Linked DNA regions of Homo sapiens: region 1 is linked to region 2. Evidence: read pairs that join two places in POLR2A ChIA-PET (ENCODE). Cell type or tissue: Panc1. All regions are shown on one strand. Each heading gives the region's core, and the rest is flanking DNA. Links, peaks and the distances in the headings are about the cores only. Region 1 overlaps LOC124904539 (a long non-coding RNA gene). Region 2 has its middle 140 kb from the start of RHOU.

Region 1 (5,374 bases), core at 51-5,050, 66 kb before region 2:
GAAAGCTGTAGATGGATACAGGATGTGATGGTGAGTTTCATGCATCAGCTTGGCTAGGCTATAGGACCCGGTTATTTAATAAACACTAATGTGGACGTTGCTGTGGAGGTATTTGTGGTGTGGGTCACATGTACAATAAGCTGATTTTCAAGAGATTGCCCCTGATCATGTGGATGGGCCTCATTCCGTTGATCCCCCTAAGAGCAAAAACTGAGGTGTCCCACAGAAGAAATTCTGCCTCAAGACTGCAGCCTCAACTTCTGACTTCAGAGCTGCTACCCCGCTGCTTTGAGGCCGGAGGCCCTGCTGGGCCCAGCCTCCTGTGGCTGAGTGTCATCTATTGTCTCACGCTCAGAAGGACCCCAGCCCCATCCAGAAACCAAACACACCCTGTGGTCAGTCTCAACTCAACCTGCCAACCACCTAGCTGTGATTCTGTCCTTCTCACTATGCTTATTACAAACAGGTGGACCAGGCTATAACTGGGCAAGATCTGCTGATGGCTTACTGCTGACTGAATCAGGCAGGGGTGCCTGCTCTTAAAGGTGTTTCTTTTTAGTGAGATCATGGCCTTGGGTGTGAGGCGAAGGAATAACTAGGGGCTAGGGAGCAGCAGATCCAGGTGTGAGGCCCAGCCCTTATGTTTATTGCCTCTGTCTTCTCACCTGTAAAATGGGTTCACAACAATAAGATTACTCACAGTGTTGCTTTGAGGCTCAAAGAAGGAAAGGTGTGTGAAGCATGTTGAGAACTATGAAGAAAAATACCAAGGTTAATAATTAATTAAAGCATTTTTACCACTTTCCATCGAACTATTGAGAACAACAAAAAACTTTTCCAAACTGTGGCTAAAAGCAAGAGGTCGGTCTCTCCTCTAACGTTTCTTCTTTGATTCCCAGGCTTTTGCATTTAGCCCAAAATAGGCTCCTTGGTGCCCTGCGTTTTAAGTAGGAAGTGACCAAGTCACTGACTTCCCGGAATCTGTCTCTGCCAACACAGGCCATAGAGTCCTTAACAACCCGCCTGTGAACAGTTATTTATAGTGTTCACCTCAGGCGGACACCACTTTTAGGGCAGCAGGGAAATGAGAACATCCGCTAAGGGCGGTTTAGATCGATCTGTTTTGCCCAGCTCTGCTCAGCTGGGAGAAGTCTGCTGTCTGCTCCACAGCCCCTCCACTTCAGAGCAGGTAGTCGTGGCTTGCACTGTGGGCTGTTCCCCCAGCCTCTACACAGCTAGAAGACAACCTCTTCCTGTTCACAGAGCTCTAGAGGGGGACAAGGGAGTGTCAGCCTAGCATCTGTGGAAAAAGAGTTCAGGGAGGCTGCAGTGAGCCATGGGAAAACCTAGGTCTCTTCCCTGCTAGTGTGTGACTTCCAAGACCTCTGGCTTCCCCTCCTAAGTGACGGTGGCATGCTCTGCCTGCGTGTGTCATAGAGATCCTAAAACCTCCCGTGAACAAAGACTGGTACACAGGCGGGTAACAGTGTTGCTATTATTCTTTCTTCAGTAATATGACCCAACACAAGCAAAGAAAGAGACAGGCAGGCTGGCTTCACGGCTAGAGTTGCTGAAGATGACCACCGCAGGAGGGAAAGGAATCACGTTCATGGTTACTTGTCATCAGTGCAGAGTTCCCTCCCAGTGTGTTAGGACAAAAGGGAAGAACCTCTGCAGTTGAGAAGCAAGGCACAGATAAGAATCTTTGGATTTCTTCGGTTAGGTACTAAATGCCTGGAGTGCGGCTTTTTCTGCCAGCAGCTGCGTCCAGTCATTTGTGGTGTTGAGGCCAGGGTAGCGGCCCTGTCCTGGGAGTCGGCCTCAGTCTTTGGCTTTGGCTGTAAGGCACACTGAGAGAAACTAGGCTGCAGGCCGCTCTTCTCTGCCTTAAACCCCTCTGGGTGGGGCAGCTCTCTCGAGAGCAGTCATTACTGCAGCTGTGTGAGCTGCAGGGTGGCTGAGCAGAGGAAAGGGAGGCACGATTGCTCACCCCTTGGGAGGCGGCACAGGTCACAAGAGAGCTTTGGAGTTGTACAAATCTGGGTTCCAATCCTGGATCTCCCTTCTTAGACATTCAGACCACCTCTCTAACCCTCGGTTTCCTCTTCTGTGTAGTGGTGATAATCCTACAGGCCTCAAGATTTTGGGGACACCAAACGAGAGCACAGAAAACCAGTGCAGGGGGGAGGGTGCTGGTGCAGGGTAGTTGGTGAGTGAGCATGACCCTCAGCACCCCTGACTCCACCGTTCACACCTGAGAACGTAGGGCCGGAGATGACTTTGCCAAGACTGAGCACCAAGCAAGAAGCACGGCTGCGGGAAACGCGGCATGCTCAGGCATCCACAGTCTTTAAGCTAAATGACATCTTACTGAGCGCTCCCTTCCACAAGACTCCGTGTTGGGAACTGTGCATGCGAGGGATCTAGGTTGCCTGGGGGAGGTGCTCTCCCCTCACCTTCTTCAGAAAACAACTTCCAGGTTTAGTGTTTAGAGTAATTTTTTTTAAATGTACAAAAAGTGCTTTGGTGTCCAAAAAAATGTGTTGAATTTGAAAAGATTCAGATGGCATCCATAATCTTCATCCCCGCCCTTCCAGCCCCGGGCTTGGTACCTCTGCAGGGCATGCCCAGGGTGGTTGGGGACTGGCACAGGTCTGTGGCCCTGGGGGTTGGGGACCCCTGCAGTAGGGTCCTGAGACTTTGTGAGTCGCTGGGCTGCCTGCAGGGCCAAGGGGCATAAGCAAATCTCCATCCTGGCATTGGTGCAGGTGAAAAGGAGGTGTAAGTCCCTGCTGCAAATGGAGAGGACACAGATATGACACAAATGGAGAGAGACAGTGAAAATCACCGAGAGACCAGGCTCTGCCCGGGCTGGCCATCTACCAGCCACCCAGCCATGGGATGCTGGACAGTCCTCAGGCTTCTCGGGGCCTCTGTTTCCTCACCCAGGAAATGAGCTCAGGCCAGAGGGACAGTTTTCAGGGTTTTCAATTTTTTTTTTTAAAGCAGCAGAAACTTTTCTTTAAAATAAACCATGAGCAGAGCCCCAGTACATTAAAAAAAAAAAAAAAGTAGAATCTGCCTGGTGGAGTGGAAGTGGGGACCCAGAGGCCTTGTGTGCCTTGACCCGAGGATGTGTTGTTGGGGCCGCACTTTCAGAGGGGCACCCAGCACCCTATATTGGGCCCACAGGTCTACATCTGTTCCCATGTCCCAATTTAGCTGTAAGTCCTTGCAGGCAGGGGCTGTCCTAGAGCACTTGGGGTGGCCAGAGCCCAGCCCAGCACCCTGCTCACACGCTCTGGTGACATGTCATTAGTAGAGGCAACTTGCGCAGGTCTGCAGCAACCTCCATTCTTGCCTCCTCAGAAGAAAAAATTCGACTGAGGGGCATAAGGCAGAAGAAAAGACCAAGGCAAGTTTTAGAACAGAAGTGAAAGGAAGTAAAGTACACTTGGAAGACAGCCAAGCAGGCAACTTGTGAGGTCGAGTGCAGGGTTTGACCTTTGATTTGGGGTTTATATGTTGGCACGCTTCCAGGGTCTTGCATTACTTCTCCTCTGATTCTTCCCTTGGGGTGGGCTGTTCGGGTGGGCTGTTCCCATGCGCAGTAACGGTGCTTGAGAGCGGGGCATGCACAGTGTGTTTACTGGAGTTGTACACATGCTCACTTGAGGCGTTCTTCCCTTACCAATCTGGCATTCCTAGAGGAAGGTCATATGCCAGCTAAACGCCTCCATTTTGCCTCTTAGTGCGCATGCTTGAGCCCACTCACCCAATCCCCTGCAACCTTATCGGGAAGCAGCTGATCACCAGCTTCAGGTGTTTTCTGTTTATTGGGAGACTGCCTTTCCCTGGTGCTGGCTGTGCCCAATTATTATTTTAGAGAGACAGTTAACAACAACCTGATCATCACCTGATGGTTGTCTGACATTCCTGGTGTGTGTGTTGGGAGAGCCCCTCCTGCCCTGCTCATGCCTGGCTAGCTACCTCCCTCATCAGTACTGCAGTGGGAAGAGGCAGCCGGTAAGTCGATGAGAAGTGCCTCCTCTGCAGCAGGGCTTTCAGTCTTGTACACTTCACGGGGTGGCCGGTTTTCTATTTTTCCAAAGACTGGTATTAAAATAGACAATTGTCCCTACTGCAGTCACCTGCAGTTATTCAAATAAAGGGCATTTTGGCAATAGTAAAATGGCTTGGCCCTTGGGGACCACTACTCTAGAGCCACTTCCGGTCATTTGCTTGACCTTGTCATCTGCCTGTCTTTGCAAGTGAGTTCGCTTTAGGCTGACCTTTGGTCCATGGTGGTCCAGGTCTGCCTCCTCACAGCCCTCAGGCGTGGCTGGCTGTGACTCATCTGAGCCTGGAGTGTTGTCCTCTTGGTGGGCACTGATCACTGTGACATCTCTGCCTTTGGTCCAAAGTCCTGTCTGTACTTTAATAGAATATGACTACTGAATCTTGACCTTTGGCAAGAGAGGCCTGGGGTGATTTAAAGTAAACAAAACAGCCCTTACCACCAGAACCTGCCCAGGGAGGCAGGGACAGAAGTAAAGCAGTGTTCTGTCCTCAAGCTGGTGGCGACACAGAAAGAAAGCCAGAAAAAGCAGCCCCACAGTGTGTTAACTGAGTCCTCACAAAGTGCTGCAGGAACCCATTGGTGGAAAGAGTTCCTTGACTAGCGTTGAGGGAGAGGATGTGCTTGTGAGGGGACCAGGGAAGGCTGCTTGTAGGAAAAACAATGTGATGGTCCTTTCATTTATTAACTTATTTATTGATTTATTTTGTAATTACAACTTTACTTTAGATTCGGGGGGGGGGTGGTGCATGTGTAGGCTTGTTTACATGGTGGGCATATTGCATGATGCTGAGGTTTGGGATACGAATGATCCTGTCAGCCAGGTAGTGAAAACAGTACCCAGTAGTTTGTTCAACCCTTCTCTCCTCCCTCCCTTTCTGCCCCCTCTAGTAGTCCCTAGTGTCTATTCCCATCTTTATATCCATGAGTACGCAATGTTTAGTTCCCACTTGTGAGAATGGCGGTATTTGATTTTCTGTTCCTACGTTAATTCGCGTAGGATAATGGCCTGCAGCTGCATCCATGTTGCTGCAAAGGACATGATTTCATTATTTTTATGGTTGCAATGGTTCTTAAAGGCTGAGGAGTCTGCCAGGCTAAGTGGAGGGGACACCCAGCAGAGGAGGAAGAGCAAGTAGTGGCATGAAAGACTGTCAATGTCAGTAACTTTGGGAGAATGTGTCTATATCATTTTTTCAACTAGACCATTTTCTTTAAAGTGTGGTGAAGGCGCCACTCATAAATATCCTGTCTGCAGAGCCCTTAGACCTAACTGTTATATGTACATGCCAATTT
Region 2 (5,374 bases), core at 263-5,262:
TGGGCATGCGCCACCAGGCCTGGTTAATTTTTGTATTTTTAGTGTGGCGGGGGGGGGTCTCGCCATGTTGGCCAGGCTAGTCTCGAACTCTTGACCTCAAGTGATCCACCCACCTTGGCTTCCCAAAGTGCTGGGATTACAGGCATGAGCCATCATGCCCAGCCTTCTACACAAATGTATTTCTTTTGTTAAAAAAAGTATAGCAATAAAAAAATATTTCAAGCAAATAAATTTTAATCAACCTTATTCTCCATGGGAGTCTCCTGGGACCAGCTTCAAGTGATTAGATTTTAGAGGCCAGCCTTGTGGCCCACCAGTTTGCCATGAGGGTCTAAGATTTAGGATATGGACAAGTCTGGCCAAGCCTGAATTAGGGAGCAGAAGACAGTCAGCAATGTGCACAGACAAAGGATGAAAGCTGAAAATGTCCAGACTGTGCCCCGTGGCTTCCTCTGACCCATCCCAGCCCTCCTTCAGTGACTAATTCATTAGCTACCTCAGGCCTCGGTTAAAATGACACAGCTTGCTCCTCGTTTATTTCCTTCATGACACTTACCACCATTTGCAATTATTTTATTCATTTGAATATTTCTTTTCTGTTGGTTTATTTGTCCTCACTAGATGGCACATTCCCTGGGGCTGGGAGCAGATCTAGGTCACCTCTGTGTCCCCAAGGCCAAACATAGCACCTCACCCATTGCAGGTGCTCTACAAATACCTATGGGTTAAAATAAGTGTGAAGAATTAGGAAAAAATGGCTATCTGGGGAGGTCAGAGGAAAGAGCAGGAGAGAAAGATGGAGGGGAATGGAGAATGAAAAGCAAATTAAAGATTCATTTGAGCCATAATGTCACTAGGAGCAGGAGGAGCGAAGGAACAGCCACCCTGCCTCGCTGGGATGCCACTGTCGGGCTAAGCTTGGTTAAATAGGAGGAACACAGCCAGGACACCCCGGCAGCTGGAGCTCTGCAAGGTGGGACATGAGCAGGCAGACTAAACTTGCTGTTTCTAAGAGTCCAGTCAGAGTCTGCATTGTTCTGCAGAGCAGACAGCCGAGCAAGACAAGAGGAGGTGTGAGCATAAACTCTTCCAACGACTGCTGCTCAGTTAGAGGAGGAATCGTACCCCGCTCCTTTCCCAAGGGTTACTTATATTGATACCATTTTAAAAATAATAGTGAGTTATATACAAAAAGAAAAAGAAATATTGTAGAAACAGGCCAGCTGTGGTAGTTCACACCTGTAATCCCAGAAATTTGGGAGGCCATGGTGGGTGGATCACTTGAGGTCAGTAGTTCGAAACCAACCTGGCCAACATGGTGAAACCCCGTCTCTATTAAAAATACAAAAAATTGGAGCTGAGTTTGATGGTGCCTGCCTATAATCCCAGCTACTCGGGAGACTGAGGCAGGAGAATTGCTTGAACCCTGGAGGCAGAGGCTTCAGTGAGCCTACATGCCACTGTACTCCAGCCTGGGCGACAGAGTGAGACTCCGCTTCAAAAAAAAAAAAAAAACAAGAAAAGAAAAATAGTAGAAACAGTTCATCAAGAAAGAAGCCGCTGCTGGGCGTGGTGGCTCATGTCTGTAATCCCAGCTACTCAGGTAGCTGAGGCCTGAGAATTGCTTGAACCTGGGAGGTGGAGTTTGCAGTGAGCTGAGATTGTGCCACTGCAATCCAGCCTGGGCAACAGAGTAAGACCCTGTTTCAAAAAAAAAACAAAAAAAGAAAGAAAGGGAGAGAAAGAAAGAAAGAAAAGAAGAAAAGAAAAGAAACGGGGAAAAAAAAGAAAGGAAAAAGAAGCTGCTAAATGGGAACATGAGACGCACCCCGGGTGTGATATTATGATTATGATTTTATATATATATATCTCTTATCAACAGTTCCTGGCCATAACCCCATAGCCTTTGTCACGGTCTTTCGTTACAGTGTTGGGGTGCTTTAGCCCTCAGGCGCAGGCCTCATGAAACAGAATCTCTCTCTCTGACCTCCTCCTGTCTTTCACCTGCCCAAGGCAAGACTCGAATCTGACGGTGGGTCAAAAACCCTTATTCCAGAGAGGGTCCTGCCCCATGCCCTAGAGGAAGGAAGGAATCCTGCACAGAGAGATAAGAAAAGTCTGAGCAGACAGGCTTTGCTGGATTTCGATCATGTGCTTTTGGTCCAGTCACATTTCTACATGGTTTAATCATGCCTGTGTAATGAAGCCTCCTTAAAAATCTAAGAGGACGGGGTTCAGAGAGCTTCCTGATAGCTGAACAAATGGAGGTTCCCAGAGAGGGCATGGAAGCTGTGTGTCCCTTCCCCCATATCTTAGCCTATGCATCTCTTCATCTGTGTCCTACGTAATATCCTTTATAATAAACCTGTCAGCGTTTTCCCTGAGTCCTGTGAGCTGCTCCAGCAAATTAATTGAACCGAAAGAGGCGGCTGTGGGAGCCCCAAGTTGAAGCTGCTCTGTCAGATGTTCCAGAGGCTCATGACTGGTGTCTGGCAGTGTCAGGGGCAGTCTTGGGGACTCAGCCCTCAACCTGGGGGACTTGATGCTATCTCCAGATAGTGTCAGAATTGAATTGGAGGACACCCAGCTGCTGTCCGTCCACTGCTTGTTGGTGGAAAACAAGCCCCCTGCATTTGGGCACAGAAGACTTCTGTGTTGATGGTTGTGGTGTGAGAGCAGAGGAAAAACAGTTTGAGAGTTTTTCCCTGAAACACTGGCACACAGAATCTTGCCTTGGAGGGAAAAGAGGCTAATTCCGGTCTAAAGGGGAAAGAGAGGTAATTTAAAACACACACTAGTGTTCCCAGGAAAACCAGCAGTGAAGTAAACAAAACATTAAGCAGAAAAGATCCACATGCACTGGCCAGGGGCTGCAGGCTCTGCTTCACTGAAAGGGAAAGAGAAAATGTTCAAATGTATCCCATGTGCGGTCAGCTCTGACAAAAGCCTCCCTCCTTTATCCCAGGACGCAAGAACTGTCAGAGTTTCTCCTGCAGTGTCTTCTCATGCAGCATTTTCCTCCAGTTGCTCCTAAAGCACCCAGGCTTCAAGACTCACCCATCTGCTCTTGTCTTATGGTTATTGTATGGTATATTTTATTAAGCGGAATTATCTTCAAAGTAGCCTTAATTGACCAATAAGGCTAATAATAAGGCTAATATTCTGGCTAATAGTGGCATTATTATTATTATTATTATTTTAGAGACAAAGTCTTGCTCTGTCACCCAGACTGGAATGCAGTGACAGGATCATAGCTCACTTGCAACCTCAAACTCCTGGGTTCAAGAAATCCTCCCACCTCAGCCTCCCATGTAGCTGGGACTACATGTGCATGCCACGATGACCAGCTAATCTTTTATTTTATTTTATTTTATTTTTGTAGAGATGGGGTTTCAGTTGCCCAGACTGGTTTCAAACTCCTGGGCTCAAGAAAACCTCTTTCCTAGGCCTCCCAAAGTGCTGGAATTACAGGCATGAACCACCACACCCAGCTTTGACATTATTATTTTTAATCAACTTATTTACTGGATTATTCTCATTAAAGACTCTTCACCTATTACCTTAAGGAAGATAATAAGCATTTTTAAATGTACCACTGTGCCTATACAATACACAACAAAGTGGTTGTGCCAATGGCCTGTGCCAGCTGTCTATTGCTGCGTAACAAACCATCCCAAAGCGTAGTGGTTTAAAACACCACTGTGTTCTTTCTGTTGATTCTGAGGCTCAGGAATTTGGGCAAAGCTCTGCAGAATGATCCATCTCTGCTCCACAGGGATCATTGGGTGACTGAGCTGGCCCTGAGCTGGCCACAGGCGGTCGTCTAGGCGTGATGCTGGCTCTCGCCCAGTGCCTTAAGCCTCCTGCACTCTGACCTTTGTCTGAGCGACCTCACCAACAAGCAGCTTGGTCTGAGCTTCTAAACAAGGCAGCTGGCTCCCAAGACAGAGAGAGAATAGAAGCTATAACTTAAGGGAGAATTTCTGCTGTAACTTATTGGCCAAAGCAAGTCACAGACCAACTGGCAAAGTGATGCCACCAAAAGGGCAGTTGGGATAGAGGGATCATTGTGACCTCCTTTGGCAACACAGACCCTTACGAATACTGAGGCTGTGAACAAGTGTTGACTTCTTGATGTTGATGGCTGCAGGCTAGTGACAGCAATTGTCCAGGACAGATCCATTGTCTTCCCACACAGTAGCTCCAGGACCACTATCCCTCACACACAACTTTTGCTCCCTGTCGACTTCTTTCTCTTCCATAAAATCTGCAGCTGATATTTACATAAAGTCTCAATATCAAGATAGTAAGATGGTCACTGCTTGCAGCTCCATTGCTTTGCTTACTCTTCGTCATTGACTTTCAAATTTTTCCACAGAAATGACCCTACAGGCTCAGAAGAGCGATAGTGTTACACCAAGGAGACTGGCCCCATTCAAAAGCACATTTCCTTCACGTCTAAATTCCTATCTTTAAAAAATCATGCAAATTGTACTTCTAATCTATAAAATGTCTATCTGCTTTGGCAGAAATTTTAAAAACATGCTTTTCTCCTCCAAATTCACCCACAGAGCTGATGTTGTAGAAAGTGTCTTCCTGGGCACAGAAACCTGGGACTGGCACTGGTGGCCTGCTCCAGACCCATGGGGTGAGGCTACACCCCACAGAGCAGCAACGCTTGTGATTCCCTCACTCAGGAACTGCTGCTGATGCTGACCGAGCCCTGCTCCCACTGGGAGAAATGGGGCCCAGAACTCAGCAAGGAGGCAGGCCCGGGGGGGCAGTCCTAGCTGAATGATCATGTGAATTTTATTGAATATAGACGGAGTTCTAAAACCCCAGAAAGAGACTTGTTTCCTAAATGGTGGAGCTCCGTGGACAAGAATGGAGACATCCTGGCCCCACAACAAGGGCAGCATCCATGCAGGACGGCAGCAGGGGTTCATGACTGAGGGGTCTGAGGCCTCTGAGGGTGTTAGGCAAGCCAGCGAGATGCTAACTATTCACTGAGCAGTCACTGTGTGCCTGGCACAGGTTAACAAGGGGAAGCTTAGGTCATAGTTCCTGGCTGGGCGAAGTGGCTCACACCTGTAGTCCCATTACTTCAGGAGGCCGAGGTAGGAGGATCACTTGAGCCCAGGAGTTCTAGACCAGCCTGAGCAACAAAGTGAGTCCTCCTCTCTAAAAAAAATTTAAAAATTAGCTGGGCATGGTGGTTTGCGCCTATAGTCCCAGCTACTTGAGAGGATGAGGTGGGGGGATGGCTTGAGCTCTGGAAGTTGAGGCTCCAGTGAGACGTAATTGTGCCACTGCATTCCAGTCTGGGAGACAGAGTGAGACCCTGCCTCAAAAACAAACACATAAACAAAAAGAC

The links. ChIA-PET counts read pairs that join two places held together with the same protein. Peaks named below come from ENCODE experiments on the same cell type or tissue, not always from the same donor. Only the 100,000 strongest peaks of a DNase experiment are listed, where the experiment ranks them.
Region 1: POLR2A ChIA-PET joins it to region 2 with 9 read pairs; 3 of 35 experiments call an interaction of 5 or more read pairs at or near these places.

Annotation. Positions count from the first base shown.
Region 1 is chr1:228,934,449-228,939,822 of GRCh38, reverse strand. The region is part of intron 2 of LOC124904539 (a long non-coding RNA gene); the gene reads left to right. Among named protein-coding and RNA genes, the nearest start is that of RHOU, 200 kb to the right of the region's middle. In Panc1, for the core only: no CTCF peak of the experiment used is centred there; no DNase peak of the experiment used is centred there.
Region 2 is chr1:228,868,970-228,874,343 of GRCh38, reverse strand. No RefSeq gene overlaps it. Among named protein-coding and RNA genes, the nearest start is that of RHOU, 140 kb to the right of the region's middle. In Panc1, for the core only: no CTCF peak of the experiment used is centred there; no DNase peak of the experiment used is centred there; H3K27ac peaks cover 739 bases.